2 separate regions of the Homo sapiens genome follow, and region 1 is linked to region 2. A link is a loop called in an ENCODE intact Hi-C map of the cell type or tissue named here. Cell type or tissue: OCI-LY7. All regions are shown on one strand.

Region 1 (8,000 bases), 340 kb after region 2:
TGACCTTAAGTGGAAGCCAGTGTTCACTTACTGTTCTGAAAATCCTAGGGCCTTTAAGAATTATGCTAAATCTACTCTGCTTGAGCTCTGTCAGTGGAACAACGAAGCTTGGGTGACAGCACATCTCTTGATACCATGGTTTACTGAATATTTTAAACCCACTGTTGAGACCCACTGCTCAGGAAAAAATAATTCTTTTAAAACATTACTGCTTATTGACAATGCATTTGGTCATCCAAGAGCTCTGATGGAGCGGTACAAAGAAATTAATTGTTTTCATGCCTGCTAACACAACATTCATTCTGCAGCCCATGGATCAAGGAGGAATTTTGACTTCCAAGTCTTATCATTTAAGAGATACACTTCATAAGGCTCTAGCTGCCATTGATAGTGATGCCTCTAACAGATTTGGGCAAAGTACATTGAAAATCTTCTGGAAAGGATTCACTATTCTAGATGCCATTAAGAACATTTGTGATTCATAGGAGGAGGTCAAAATATCAACATTAACAGGAGTTTGGAAGGAGTTTATTCCAACACTCGTGGATGACTTTGAAGGGTTCAAGAGTTCAGTGGAGGAAGTAGCTGCAGATATGATAGAAATAGCAAGAGAATTACAAGGGGAACCTAAATATGTGGCTGAATTGCTGCAATCTCACGATCAAACTTGAACAGATGAGGAGTTGCTTCTTAAGAATGAACAAAGAAATTGGTTTCTAGAGATAGAATCTGCTCCTGGTAAAGATGCTGTGAACAATGATGAAATTACAACAAAGGATTTAGACTATTCCATAAACTTAGTTGATAAAACAGCAGCAGGGATTGACTCAGTTTTGAAAGTGTTCTATTGTGGGTAAAATGTTATCAAATAGCATGGCATGACACAGAGAAATCCTTTGTGAAAGGAAGAATCAACCAATGTGGCAAACTTTATTGTTGTCTTATTTTAAGAAATTGCCACAGCCACCCCAGCCTTTGGCAACCACCACCCTGATTAGTCAGCAGCCGTCAGTATCAAGGCAAGACTCTCCACCAGCAAAAAGGTTATGGTTTGCTGAAGGCTCAGATGATTGTTAGCATTTTTTTTTTTTTACAAATAAAGTATTTTAAATTAAGAAATGTAAATTGTTTTTTAGACATAATGCTACTGCACATTTAATAGACTACAGTATAGTATAAACATAACTTTTATATGCACTGGGAAACCCTCCAAAAAAATGCATGTGACTTGCTTTATTGCAATGCTCACTTTATTGCAGTGGTCTAGAACCAAACCTCCAGTATCTCCCACGTATCTTCATCAGTTAATGAGCTATAAGAAAAGAGATGTCATCCTCTTCAAAAATGAGAACAATTTCTATCCTGCAAAAGCCATTTAAAAACTCTTCATGAAGCAATGGTTGATGGAGGAGAGAAGGAATCGTGTTTTGGTAAAAACCTTCCTTCCTGGGATGGGTTTGGTGTGGGGACCACTATCTGGCATCACACTCAGAGTTTATCAGCTAGTGCAGGCGGCTCTGTTCATTGACCGCAGGGCTCTACCCTTGTGAGTGTCCCAGAATAGCTGCGGCTACCTGAGAGCAATCCAGTCCTCAGGGACTCGTTATTGTCCCAGATAAACAGCGTTGCCGCAGCCAGCACGTAATGGCTGTATTTAACTGTGATAAGTGATGGGCAGACGTGCCCGAGTGAGTGGATCTCTGGTAGGGCCTGGGTAATTGGACAAAGGCAAGCTGGCTGGCAGCAGGCATTTCTTGCACATCATAGAATTGATGCCACAGGGTTTTAGACTCCTGGGGATAAATATGACAGACATGGGGAGCTTGCCTTCTAAATGAGGAAGACAGGACAGACCTACTGGATTTTGATTATGCTAATTACAAAAGTATTTGAGGAAGGAAATAATACAAGTTTAGAAAATGGGTTAGATTAATAGAGGCAGGCTTCCTGGTAGAAGTGGAATCTGCCACCACAGAAGAGCTAGTTTGGAAATGTTGGGATGTAGAATAAGACAGACATTTTTCTCTGAACACACATTTACTTTTGGGAGTGGTTGCCTGGAAGTTTTATGGAATGCTAACAGTGAAAGTCTTAGGCCATAAAGGTCAAAGAAGTAAAGGTGAGAGTGGCCATATTTTGACAGTATCAACATTGAGAGAATGTATTTAGACACAGTTTTGCTATCTATAATTCTCTGGAAAATTTTGTGTTATAAAGGTGGATGAGTATCTAGATCACATTCTTGGCCATGCTTCCCTGATAAAACAGAAAAGTGACTCACCAGGTGAACAGAGAGTCTCTCAATGCATTTGGTGTGCAGTTACGATTCCATGAAGAGAAATATTTCATTCCTCTGGCCAAAAGGGGCAGGCAGGCCTGGAATTCTGAAGATAGCTGGTCATACATGCCCGATGGAGACCATGCCTTGTGGTGCCAGCGTGTGTGTATGGTACATACATAGTACATGTATGATACATATATAGCATAAGAAATGGGCTTTTATTTGTATGTAATTGTGTGTGTCTGATGCTTCATGTAGCAGGGGTGGGTTATCCTGCCTTCAGACAAATGCCCAAATCAGAGGAAAACCCAAGTGTGAGGTACAATTGTGGCCACTTCCCCAGAATCCCCTGCTTTAAGGGGTATTCCACAAACCTCTGCCATAGATGTGTGTGTATGTTTGTGTGTACTGAGAGAAGGAGACTTTCTGAAATTTTGGAGTTCAGGGTCCAGAAGTTCATGGGCTTCCTTGTATACTGGTAACAGATTAATATTCAGTTGTTCAAGTTTATAATTCTACATATTTGATACTGGATTTTGTGGAAAGATTCCACAATCTGAGCATGTGAGAAATGGAAGACTTAATACTGAAGCTCACCCAGGCCCCCACTGCACAGAGGAAGAATCGAGGCTCTGAGGGATGGTGGCTGAGGAACACAGTGGAAGAATCGAGGCTCTGGGGGAGGGTGGCTGAGGAACATGGAGGAGGAATCAGGGCTCTGAGGGAGGGTGGCTGAGGAACATGGAGGAGGAATCAGGGCTCTGAGGGGAGGGTGGCTGAGGAACAGTAGAAGAATCAAGGCTCTGGGGGAGGGTGACTGAGGAACATGGAAGAGGAATTGAGGCTCTGAGGGAGGGTGGGTGAGGAACATGGAAGAGGAATCAAGGCTCTGAGGGAGGGTGACTGAGGAACATAGTAGAAGAATCGAGGCTCTGGGGGAGGGTGGCTGAGAAACAGGTCCAAGGTCACATAGCCAGTCAGAGGCATTTGTACTGTAACTCGGGTCTCTGTTTCGCTTATTGTAGTAATTTCCCCTTTGCACAGATGAAGACATTTAGACATGGAGGACAGTTTTTTCGTAAGATTCTTCTGCTTGGCAAGGACAAAACAGAACCAGCTCCAGACTCTGGAACTTCCTGCCATGATCACTTTCTAAAAATCCAAACTTATTTCCTCCCCACTCTGTTGGATTTCATACCTTCCATACCAATAAATATCAGAAAAGTGAAGCCCAAGCTTGGTTCTTCATTTTCATCGATTCCAGAGTCTTTTCCTGTGTCACCAACAAGGGGGCTGCCCTGAACCAGCCAGAGCCAGAAGGACAAATGAGGATGCCTTCAATACCGCCCCCTCCTCAAATGTTATCAGCAGAGAGGGACTTGTACTGCCACCATCTGGCCTTTGTGGGTGTCCCAGACACAGCAAGTATGTGGTGAGAGGGAAGGAAACAGCACAAATTGTCTACTTTACCATTCTCTTAAAATAAGCTTCGTGTGAGCAAGCTTTTCAGAGCAGCAGGACTAGGGCTGCGAAAAATAGAGTGTGGTGCAGCTGCACCCTTCAGAACTTTGGGGGAAAACACATATTATTTACCAGACAATAATAGATACCAGAGAATAATAATGATTATTATAGTGTTTGGGATGGCAAATGCTGTAGTTAAGGTTCCAGAATGGCTCTTATTATAATCCCGTTTTACCGAGTCTCTTGTGAAAGCCTGGAAATTTTCTTTAAGTAGGCTGATGCTGTCCGTGTTTGGTCTTTGTCCAAAGGTGATTTGAATATAAAGAAACTTACTGGAGAAACATTCATTTTTTTAAATAGTGATTGCATTAAAGAAAAAAGCTACATTATTAAAAAAGCAGTTGCAGCATCCCTAAGTAAGCAATTCAAAATGGCGGTGTTTCCCAGTTTACTGGAGGAAAATGTTAAACATTCTCCCTCCTCCCTTTTAAAGAAAGAAGGAGGCCCCCTCTAACTACAAGATTCAGTCACTCTTGGTTCCAGGCCCAGAGGTGGGGATGGCTTCCCTCCCTCCATAGCAACTTCCAGGCTGTGCTTGCTAAATGCAAAAGAATTGTTCCCAGAAGAAGTGACCCCGGTGTCTTTGGATCCACTTGTCATCTCTGCAGCTCCTCAATTTTTGTGGCCTCACATTTGATAGTGGCTCTTGGTGCTTTTATTTTTGTATCCCCTCTCTCCATTGTCACTTATTCTTGAGAAAGAAAGAAAAGAAAGAAAGAAAGAAAGAAAGAAAGAAAGAAAGAAAGAAAGAAAGAAAGAAAGAGAAAGAAAGAAAGAAAGAAAGAAAGTAAGTCAAATGTGAGCTCTTTATTCAGAAATAAATATCCACATTTCCAAATCTGACCATGCCAAATGAAAAGGTTTCCATGGCCTTGTAATTCCACCCCCATTACATATTTGTGGTGTTTTGCATTTTCACTTTGGTTATTTAATATACATATTAAGTACACACAGATCTGGTGATTTAATGTGATTGGGGGAACTCAGGCATTTCCTGTCGTGCACAGTGAAACTTTCAAACCTTGTTTTTGGCTGCTGCTGATTATTGTTGCCATTAACACCAGGATTTAGATAGCAGGGTTCAAAGCACAAGCTTCCACTTAGTCCTCCCAATGGGCATTTGACCTCCTCTTGCTCTTGCTAAATTCATGTTATAAACACTCCAAGCAAGCTTCCAGGTCTCTTTGTGGCTCCATTTCTTCACTATAAAATGAGGAAATGGTACTGTATTATCTCTGGGGTCCCTTCAAGTCCTACATTCTATCACCTCTCTGAAGTTATTTGTTCATTGTTCTAAGAATAATCTCAACAGTTGTAAAGATGTTTACAAGTCCTCTGTCACCACCTCACCTTAGCCAAATTTTACCCATTCACATTTCTGACAGCCTCATTTATTGGCAGGAAGAAAAGGTGCTGTTTTGGGGCATGGCAGAAGAGAGGCGCCTGACCCACTCATGTGATCAAAGTGTGTCGAGCGCCCACAGCGGGCCAGACTCTGAGCTACGAGTTGGGTGTAGAGACACGAGCAAAACAGACAAGCCCCTGACCTCTGGGGCTTTACCATGCAGTTGGCAGACTTCTAAGTGGCTGCTCCCAGAACTGACTGAGTGGCCTCAGGAAGCTCTATTTCAAACCAAGTGACTGGCGGCAAATGAAAGAAGGCTGCAGGTATCAAGAGGCAGAGCCTCATATCTCGGTGAATGTTGGGATGAGCATTCCCCAGAAACTGACTTTCCTGGTGGAAAATCCTGTTCAGAGCCTCTGCCCTGGGACCCCAAGGCTCTTGGTTGATTTATTTTCTTCCAGTCCAGTGCTACTGTTTGTTTTGGATGTGAAGAGATGTGAATGGCTCACCTTTTACAGGCAAGACCCACACACGGAGAAAAGCAAGCATTTCTTCCAGCTTAGTTGCCTTTGTGGGAAACTTCTGAAGATAGGTATATGTGTCCATGGTAATTTTCCACTTGCCAAAAAGTGAATCTATTGGCCCTCTTTTCAGCAAATACCAGAGCTGAGACATGGGGTTACAGGAGTGAGGTCAGGAGCTCCAGGGTCCTCCGTGACCTTGCCTGGCTTTGGAGTGACCTTGGGTGACTCAAAAGACCTCCTGCTGGGGCTGGATGCGGTGGTTCATGCCTGTAATCCCAGCACTTTGGGAGGCTGAGGCAGGAGAATCACTTGAAACTGGGAGGCAGAGATTGCAGTGAGCCAGTTGCACCACTGCACTCCAGCTTGGGCAACAGAGCGAGACCCTGTCTCAAAAAAAAAAAAAAGCCTCCTGCTGGTTAAGCATGCAGTCATGTGGAGGGGGAGGGTTGCTGGGTTGCAAAGGATGCTGTGGTCTTTGGGTGAGGGCGTGGTGTACCCTACTCATTATGGTATTCCAAAAAGCGACTTGAGTTTCATTTCCTCACACAAAGCTGGCAGGGCTGACCTGAGCAGACCGTGAATGAAACTCCTGTTGAAATCACGCTGTGCTGCAGCGGTTCTGGGGCTCATCCTAGGTCTGCCCTGGCGGCTGGAGAGTGTGCTGCTGTCTGACTCATGCCTGGGTTCTCCCCAGCTGGGCGGAGGGAGGGGGATCGGTCCAGTGGATTCTGACAGCCCCTTCTGCTCTTTTTCCAGGAACGTTCACTCACAGGGTACGCTCATGGAGAGAGGGCGCAGAGCAAACCATGTCACGCCATCCAATGACACCAGCTGGTCAGCTCACCACCCCCTCTGGCTAAAACTCAAGCAAATAAAGCCGCTTCCTGTCATTAAGCATCTCAGAGGAAGCAGCCCTCCCTCGATGGCCTCTAGCCCAGAGAAGCCCGCGCATCTTGGACCCACCAAGCAGGCCCAGCCTTCCTGCTGCCACCATCTCTGCTTCTCCCCAGAGGAACTTAGGGATTTCACCCCTGGCTTTTAAAAAAAACGAAATACCGACAAGCCACAAGGACCAATGTAGGTATTCTCCCCGCCCCATCTTCAAGGCTCAGCGACTGAGGCTGGAAGATGATATGGATTGGAACACAAAAAATCTTTTTTTAATCTTTTTAAAAACTGCTGTGGTTTTGCTGCTACACTAAGAATTGTGATTTGCATTGTACGGTTTTGGACCTATATTGTTCACGTTTTGATGGCGGAGAGGGGTGGTCCTGGAGGCCCAATGCTTCAGAGTCATCTCTGTCCTGCCCGGGATGCACTTTTAAATGAAGAGTTAGAATATTTTATTGGCTAATATACTTTTCTTGTTATTTTTACAAAGGCCACCTTTATCCTTTTTGATGCCATATTTTCAGTGTTACACTTTTATGGCTTTTAATTTTCGATTTGACAGATGTAAGAAGCAGCATGAATAGTTTATACTGTGGTTTTTCAGAGACTGAATGCCAAGAGAACTCGGTAAATGTTTATTCTTCTCAGCTTTCTCTTTAAATTCCCCTAAATAGCGCCCCATTTGGGAACAGAGCAAGAGTGTTGAACTGAAGACCAAAATGCCCTCAAGGTGTAAAATAATCCGAGGGGGAATATTTGCTGGGCGTCAGGAAAGACTCAGATGAAATTTCAACCCTGATGGTTTTCGGTGATCCAGGAAGTCAGTGAGACAATCTCTCTATATGCAGAGCCCTTTCATGATAATTAGAATGGTATGGACAAACCAATGAAAACAAGAGGGAAAGTGAGAAAGATCACCCATGATTCTGTTTCACTGTTTGCTTTCTCCTGTCATGGTTAAGAGAAATGTGCAATTCGATCCTCAATCAGTGGGTGGAGGATAACAGGGTAGATTCACTTGTGTGCACTTGTACAGTTGTAGCTGCGAGTCCAGAAGTCCTCTAGAGCATGTGTACTGGCACTGAGTTGGTGAGACAGTTGTGGAGTATCCCATTCTGATGAGTACAGAAAAAAAAAGAAAAAGAAAAGAAGAGAAAAAATTAAGAAAAAAATCAAAAAAGGAAGAAAACTAAAAAAAAAAAAAATCAAATCACCTTGTGATTCAGTGTATCTGTTTACTAACTCAAATAAAGCAATTGTTCCCTCTGGAGGGGTCCAGGTGCCCCCGCCCCACAAGGCCGCGGAGCCTCAGCAGGAGGGGTGGCGAGTTGCGGGTGGGCAGGGCCAGGACGGTGTGGCGCCAGCCTTGAAGCACCACGGCCCAAGGATGCGGTGTACATACTGTATTTCTAGATTCTCCTTTGTACAGAGTCAC
Region 2 (8,000 bases):
TTTAACCTAAAAATATATTTTTTTCTTTAATTACAGTTTCCCATATAACCATCAGTGGGCTCCAGCGATGCAAGCCATATTTATTAGAGGCAGCATGTCAAATAGGAGTTGACAATTACAGTCTCTATCAATACATATTATGCCAGACGGTAATGAGCCATCCACAAAGGGCTAGCTATCCAAAATAATCATGCTGCTTTCCAGAGAAATGTCAAAGAGGTTATGGTTTATTACACAGTGCTCATTAGATATACAGTGGCAGCATTAGCAATTTTTCCTTCATTTGCGTCTCATTTAAGGATCTGCCCCCACAAGCACAGTCAAATTAGTACGCAAGGTTAAAACCATTATGCCCTGAAAAAATTAAGTTGCATTTTATTTTACAGTAACGGTGGATCAAAGGTCCTTGGAATCTATTATTTACAGAACCATTATCTAACACAGCATATTAACAAAAGGGAAAAGAAAAGCAATGCCCTGCCAGCATGGCTTGGACAGGAACAAAGGCAGACTGTTTGAAATAAGCAAATACCATGTTACTTAATTAAGTAGCCCTATAAAAACTATTTTTAAAATAACACTAAGGTTGTGACATCAACTGACAAAAGTCACAAAATTAAAGTTAATGAAGTACCAACCTGTACTTTAAAATGTCTTGTTTACATTAACTTATTTTTAAACATTTTAATACTGTCATTATATATAATTTTTAAATAAATTTACCAATTACTCTAAATACTTATTTTCTTAAAAGGATAACCCATTTTTAAATTTTTATAGCAAACCCACATTTATCAATATTTAATAAAATAGAATTTGCAGATATAACTATTATAACCAGAAAGATGTGATCAAGAAGGCAGATCTTGGAATAAGTTACAAAGATTTAAATAAATATTGCAAAATAATAGATACTTAATGGATTTTGCCAAATCAGCAGATAACTGGTTAACAGCATCTGAATTACTGGCAGGATAAACATTTGTAGCAAAGAGATCTTTTGAAGAGATTTCTAAAGTCCTGATTGGACTGTTAATAAAATATCAAAATTCATTACAGTTAGAAGGATAATATTCTGAATGTACTTTCCCCACATTTTATTAACAGACCTCAGTTGTAGTGATTATTCAAGGATCCTTTCCTTTCATTTAATGAACACTTATTGAGTGCTGTCATGTCAGACCCTGTGATAAGAGTCTGAGAATTCATTAAAAAGAAAAAAGAAAGAAAGAAAGAAAGCATATCTCTGTACTTGAGAAGCTCATGGCCAGGTCAGTGAAGCATTTGGACAGGAAACCAAATGATTTGAATCTTGGGCAATAATTGCTGTCCCAGAAGAAAATACAGCTTGCCAAGGGAGCCCAGATGAAGAGGACCTAATTGAAATCTTGATGAAGTAAGGTAAGGATTACCCAGGGAAGTAACAGCTAAAGTGAGAATTCTACCCAGTGAGAACTGTAGGGGAGAAATACACTGGGAAGGTGGGCGAACAAGTGAGAGGAGGCTGGGGCGGGATCATTTACCTCAGATTATCACAATATACAGTTTTAGAAATCCTTTAAAAATGCTCTTCCTAATTAGAAGAAAACATCTTGAAGTTGGATTGATGGACTTAATGAAATAAAGTCAGCAAGAAAGTTCTAGAACAGTTTGGATCATGTTAAAAAAATAAAAAGTATGTTATAGAAAAAATTCCTTTGTCAGGTCCACATATGGTCAAATTTCAGAGTGGATGAATGTATTATCCATTTAATGTTAACTGTAAGTCTGATTTAATAACTTGTCATGACCAAATTTTGAATTTCTGTTGGTTATTCTTCTTAATCTTTACCCCCACATGAATGAGGTAAGCATCCTTGTATCTTTCCCCTTAAACTGACAAAAGGATGAGCTATATATACATCACTTTAATTTTTCTGGTATCTTATATGTCTAGTATGTGTGTCTACTCTCAAAACATCTGTAAAATATAATAAACTTTTAGACAGCAGAGGACGGATTGGTTTAATTCTTTTGCTATGGTATCCAGTATAGCTCAGGTGTAATCAGATACTTACAAAAGGTTGCTTTTTTTTTTAAATGTAAATGCCATTATATTCTAGTACAGCTATTATATATGGCTATGGTCTACAATATGGCAGATTCCTGAATGGATTGTTAGGTGGTTTTGAGGCATTTAGAGTAGCATCATGACAGCATGATAGTAATACTCATTTTCCTCTTTTAGTATAACAGATTTCTTTTTTTCGTGAATATTGGGCCTTTTTAAACAGGCCCTATATATCTACTCTGATTTAGCTTTTTAAGTGACTGCCGTTCTCCCTTCCTCAACAGTGTTTTAATTCAGCAGTATTTAACCTACCAACATTTTTCATTTAATGAACAAAAAATGTATAGACTCCAAAGCTTTTTTAAAAAACAAAACATATACTACATCTATAGCTTTGCACATATTGTGCACATAAAACTTTGTATAAATGGTTGCAGTATTATTCCTGGCTTTGAATTTTGCTTTTCTTCTACCAGAAAAAGCTTCTGGTAACCAGACGTCACAAAAGGTACAGATAATCATAAGATGTCAATCATAATACAAAAACAAGTTATATTGTTGAACTGCAGAAAAAGTAAAAGCAACTAGGCCCCATGCTGGTCACTACTGCTCTACGTTCATTTCAATACTACATGTAATTATGAATCTCAAGGAACAAACCAAGAACGAGCCTGCTGAGAGTGGAGACAGAGGAGTATGGCCAACCTCTCCTCCACGGCACCTCGCAGCAGTGTCAGAGCAGCCATTTTGTCAGTGCGTCTCTTTCTTTCCACTGCTCTAAGATCTTCAGTTTATTCATTTGCTCTCACCTCTGCCCTATTCCAGAGGGTTTAAATGGTTTAGGTATTATTAGATGATGTTCAGTAATAACAGAAAAAAAGCACAACCAGATGTGGAGGAAACATGAGACAAAGGTGTGACAAGAGATGAAGTGTGATAAACTGAGAGGGCACAAAATGGGAGGGGGCCAGGGAGAGCCCCAGAGTGATGAGGGAATAGTATGAACTACAGACTTTAATGTAGCTCCCAGAAATAAAGGCTTCTTCTGTATGTGATGAGCCTATTTTATCTCAAAATGTAAAGCTGTCTGAATTTTAGGTTTGATGACCATGTGTTCTGCAAAGACAGCATATAGATTACAACCGTGCCTGACCTCCCAGTTTTAGGAACAAAGTGGAATTCTGTCACTGGACACCATCAGGGCTTTGGGTTACATCTCCAACTCCTTATTCTATGGATAAAAATAAAAGCTCCCAATATAATATTCATAATTTATAACAATAACATGCAGATCACCTTTTACCGTTTGAAAATGGCACCAAATTAGTAATGGTCACCATTTCTACAGCAAAAAATAATGTGAGCACTTTACTGCTTGATGGTACTGTTAGATTAGTGGTCCCCAGTTTGGGGTACGCAGATCTTTAAGGGTTATTTACAGTAGGTAACAAGTTCTTCACAGAGGTGAGTAATTTTCCCTTTCCAAAATGTCGAAGGAAAGCAATGTATTCCCCCTCCCCCCAGATAAAGTAACATCTGTTAACAAAATTTTTAATTTTCTTTAATTTTGTACTCATTAATAAGATGCGACAGTGGTTATCTTGTGGTCATCAGAAGCTCAGATTGGCAGTTACAAGTGTATCTAATAAAATGGAAAATCATATAATGATGATTTTATATATAAAGTGCCTGGTAAAGACGCTTTTTTAAACAGGGGTGGGAGAATAACAAAAGGAATCCTGAGCGGTAAACAGGTGGGGAGGTTATCATAATGAAGTATATACTGGCTAATTTCCCTCCACTTCTCCTTGACCGCCCCGCTTCTTTCACCAAGGCAGTCTAAGAGGAAGTAGCTATCTACTTCAACAACAGCTCTAACAGGAGACCAGAAGAGGTCAGCGGAGAGCAGTGCTAGGCACCCATCCTCCCACCCAGAGGGCTGAGCTCCAGAAGATCCCAGGTCTCTGTTTACTCAAAAAAGAAGCAACTATGAAAACAGAACAAATTGTTTTATTCAATTTTTTACTTTGACACAATCAGAGATGACCTATAAGTCTGTTGTAATGGTTAGCTTAAAAAAAAAAGATCTGAAGTAGAAAATGAAAAAATTTTCCTTATATACCAAAAAGTTCCCTGAAGAAGACAATAAAAATGATAATGCCTTGATAGTGACATAATCTTATTTTCTCTGAGATAGCTAGCAATCCATTATTTCTTAAAAACATGAGTTGCAGGTGCACAAAAATTCCCATTTAAATATACTCAGTTCATCGGCCGGGCACGGTGGCTCACGCCTGTAATTCTCAGCACTTTGGGAGGCCAAGGTGGGTGGATTGCCTGAGCTCAGGAGTTCAAAACCAGCCTAGGCAACATGGTGAAACCCCATCTCTACTAAAAACACAAAAAATTAGCTGGGCCTGGTGGCAGGCGCCTGTAATCCCAGCTACTTGGGAGGCTGAGGCAGGAGAATCACTTGAACCCAGGAGACAGAGGTTGCAGTGAGCCGAGATTGTGCCATTGCACTCCAGCCTGGGTGACAGAGTGAGACTATGTTAAAAAAGAAAATATATATATATACACACACACACACACACATACACACACACACACACTACACACACACTCAGTATCTGATTATTTGTGCTATGGAAAAAAGAATGTGCAATTACTAAGAACTGGTCAAGTACTACAGAGTCCCTGGTTTCTAAATTAATTCTAAAATCGGAAAGTGGAAAAATTAAACATGTTTTTTGAATGTTTTAAATATTTAAATATAAATGTTTCTTCTCTTATACCTTCAGGGAGTGTAAACCAAATAGAAAGTTTCCCCTACTCCCCACATTTAAAGCTGAAGAATTAGAAGGAAAACACACTATATAAACTTTTAAACACCAGCTGTAGTGTTTTTACTTGCCTTCCTCAGAACTTCCTTCATTGAAGGTACAGTACCTAAAAACCAGCTTTTGCTACGTTCCCACGCAAATAGAGGTCATGATCTGGGGTGTTCTGATTGACTATAAACTTGTAGTAGTATACCAGGCACAGAAAGAATGGCAACCACAAAAGACAACGTGGTACCTGACGTTAGGGGCCTTATGAATTTAATAAGGGCATTGATAAAATTAGAAAATGCTAAGGAAAGACCTAAAATGGATGAATATATTCAACAGATAACAGAGAGGTCCAAGTTACCTTGCCTACCCCTCTAATTGTTTTTGAGGAAGATCAACTTTCAGCCAAAGCGCTGCAGACAATATAAAACAAAGTTTGCATAAAGTACCTTTGAAAATAACAAGCTGCCTATAAACCGTTGCAGACGTGTCAGTAACAAAGGTTTTGCAAAGTTAAAGCCCTAAATTGAATTAAACCCTAATAATTTTGTATTATTACATTTTCATTCCCTGACAATTCTGATTTTTCAGCTTACTGTTTTTGTTAAATTTAAATTGGTCTGGTCTATCTATAGAGAGAGATAAAAAAGCAAATCCCTATTTTTTAAAGTTCTGAGTTGAATGGTATAAAATTAAATACAGAAATGCATTTTAAGTGCAAAGTATCCTTCCACTGTTGCCAGAAAACAAGTAACAAAGAGGAGTTAAGTAATTTAACAGCCATATTTTCTCACTCGCCTTCATTGGGAACACAGTCGTTTGCATGGCATAATAAGCTGTAAATTATAAACATTTTTACATAGCCTGCTGCAAAGAAAAGTCTGCCAGCTTTCTACTATATTGGATAGTGTTCAAGTGATTAACTATAGCTTTGGAAAAAAGGGGTGGAAACTTGTTTTGCGTCGCAGTTTGTTGGTTCTCACGTACAGCCTCAAAAAAATCCATTACATCATTATTTGCAACAAATATGTAAGTAATTATAATAGAGTAATAGAAGCTCCATATTATTACAGGATACAAATTACTCATGGACAAGAGAAAATCTTGTAGGTGCATAATCATTCAAGTATTTCCTTGAAATGTTGTCTCTAATGAGTATGAATGTAATGGTTTCCAAAAATAACAAAATTTGCAGCACTGACATTTCAGGACTAATGACAAATGAAATACACTTTACTCTTTGTCTATAGGGAAAGCCCATTAGACAGAATATCTGCTTAGGGCACAAGTCTATTTTAAAAAAAGGTTCTTGTGTCAAAGAAAATATATAAATATCTGTGTTTCACAACATATAAAGAATAAATGTGTGAAAGGAAACATGCAGTAATAGAGATAATGGCCTGCAAACATAAACGTTTTTATTTTTAAATTATATAGAGCCCCACCAAAATCCACATTCAACCCCCTAAGAAAATTTTGTCTCAATAAATCAACAATAATACATGGAGCACTTGAGTGCCCACCATAGTGCTGGGGCTTTGGAGGTCAAAGAAAAAGTTTATAACCTGATGTCTGTCCACTATACTGAGGATGTCAAGATGACTAAGAAAGTATATGTAAGGCACCCTACTTCATAGGTTGTCTACAGTAATGGAAAGAGCATGAATTCTATGGTCAAATGGGATTTGAAACTCAACTCTGTGATTTTCTTACACTATAAACTTGAGCACGTTATTAAATTTCTTTAAGCCTGTTTACCAAGAAAAGCAATTTCTTAACCAATGTTAAATGTTAAATAAATGCACTAATATATATAAAGAATATGGAACAGTAGCAGACTTATAGAAAACTCTATATGTGTTAGCTATAGTAATAATTATATTTCTATATTTATTATAGTTAGCTTTGCACACAGCAGGTGTTCAATAAATGTTTGTTGAATGAATGAATGAATGAGCAAAGGAACAAATCTAGCAGAGGGACAAGATAAATATGCAGATTACTATAAAATAGACGAGAAGTGCCTCAAAGGTACAAAATGTAATAGAGGCCTCAGTGGAGGGAGAGGTGATAGGTTGGAAGATGATTAAGACACAAACCCTGACTTCTAGAAGGTACTGTTTAGTAAGAAAACATACATAAATCAGTATTTACAAAACAGTCATTACAAACAATGTGTTAAGTGTTTTAAGATTTCACAGAACCTTTCTTCTATGTTCTAGCTCTAAATACACCACGGCTTTTCCCGGAGTGTCCAAATCCTATATGTTCATGAGCAGATATGCCTAACTTCTACAAGCCACAAACTGAGGAGCTGAGAGGTGGGACCAGTGCTCAGTGCTCCCCTTATTTCCTCATTTTGGTGAAAACCACTGTTCCTTTGAAACCAGCTCTACTTCTGCCATCACTCCTCTTCTCTGTGCCTCTACATTTATTGAAGTCTCAGTTCTGTTGTTCTGGTTGACTTCAATCATGTGAATTGCCCACCCTACAGTTTTTCAATATACTCAATTCAACCACCTCCACTGTATTCTGTGAAACCCACTTTAAGGCACAACTGAACATAACCAATCAGAACTGTTCCACTTTTGAAATCTCCACTTGGATATCCAACTTTCCATCTAAAACCTACTGTCTTTTCTGCTCTTTCATTGCATTACCACTTCCACCCCTGCAAACTGATTCATCATGATCTCCAGTCCCTTGATCACTACTTTCTCTCTAGTTTTGGGCTCCCTCAACCTCACTTCCTACCTGATGGGGCCTAAACAATCATATTAGATCAACCTACACTCTTGCACATACCCTTTTCTTGATGACAAAGAAAAACATTAATCATGCTTTTATCTTCCTCACATCCACTCTAGGGCTGTTAGGAATTGCCTGTTGCTGTGTTAAGGAATTTGTATCTAATCCTGTAGGGAATGCAATTGAAGAGTTAAGGATGTTTTACTCCACTTAAAAACTTGAGGCCAGGCCAGGTGTGGTGGCTCATGTATGTAATCCCAGCACTTTGGGAGGCCAAGGCAGGTGGATCACTTGAGGCCAGGAGTTTGAGCCCAGCCTGACCAACAGTGAAATCCCGTTTCCACTAAAAATACAAAAAAATAGCCGGGCAT

The links. Hi-C counts contacts between places; a loop is a spot of excess contacts. Peaks named below come from ENCODE experiments on the same cell type or tissue, not always from the same donor. Only the 100,000 strongest peaks of a DNase experiment are listed, where the experiment ranks them.
Region 1: a loop joins it to region 2, with 7 times the contacts of the local background. A loop is called at or near these places in 12 of 110 quality-filtered maps.

What each region holds. Positions count from the first base shown.
Region 1 is chr6:107,651,777-107,659,776 of GRCh38, forward strand. It overlaps SOBP (sine oculis binding protein homolog), which reads left to right. Exons shown (of 7, transcript NM_018013.4): 7 at 6,431-8,000. Among named protein-coding and RNA genes, the nearest start is that of SOBP, 170 kb to the left of the region's middle. RefSeq lists enhancers at 5,753-6,330, 6,079-6,128, 6,331-6,907, 6,369-6,558. In OCI-LY7, CTCF peaks have their summits at 3,690 (motif pointing left), 3,892 and 5,299; DNase peaks (open chromatin) are centred at 3,685, 5,325, 6,175, 6,575 and 4 weaker places; H3K4me3 peaks cover 4,188 bases; H3K27ac peaks cover 5,339 bases.
Region 2 is chr6:107,314,382-107,322,381 of GRCh38, forward strand. The region is part of intron 2 of PDSS2 (decaprenyl diphosphate synthase subunit 2); the gene reads right to left. Among named protein-coding and RNA genes, the nearest start is that of PDSS2, 140 kb to the right of the region's middle. In OCI-LY7, CTCF peaks have their summits at 3,942 (motif pointing right) and 4,165; a DNase peak (open chromatin) is centred at 3,940; H3K4me3 peaks cover 589 bases.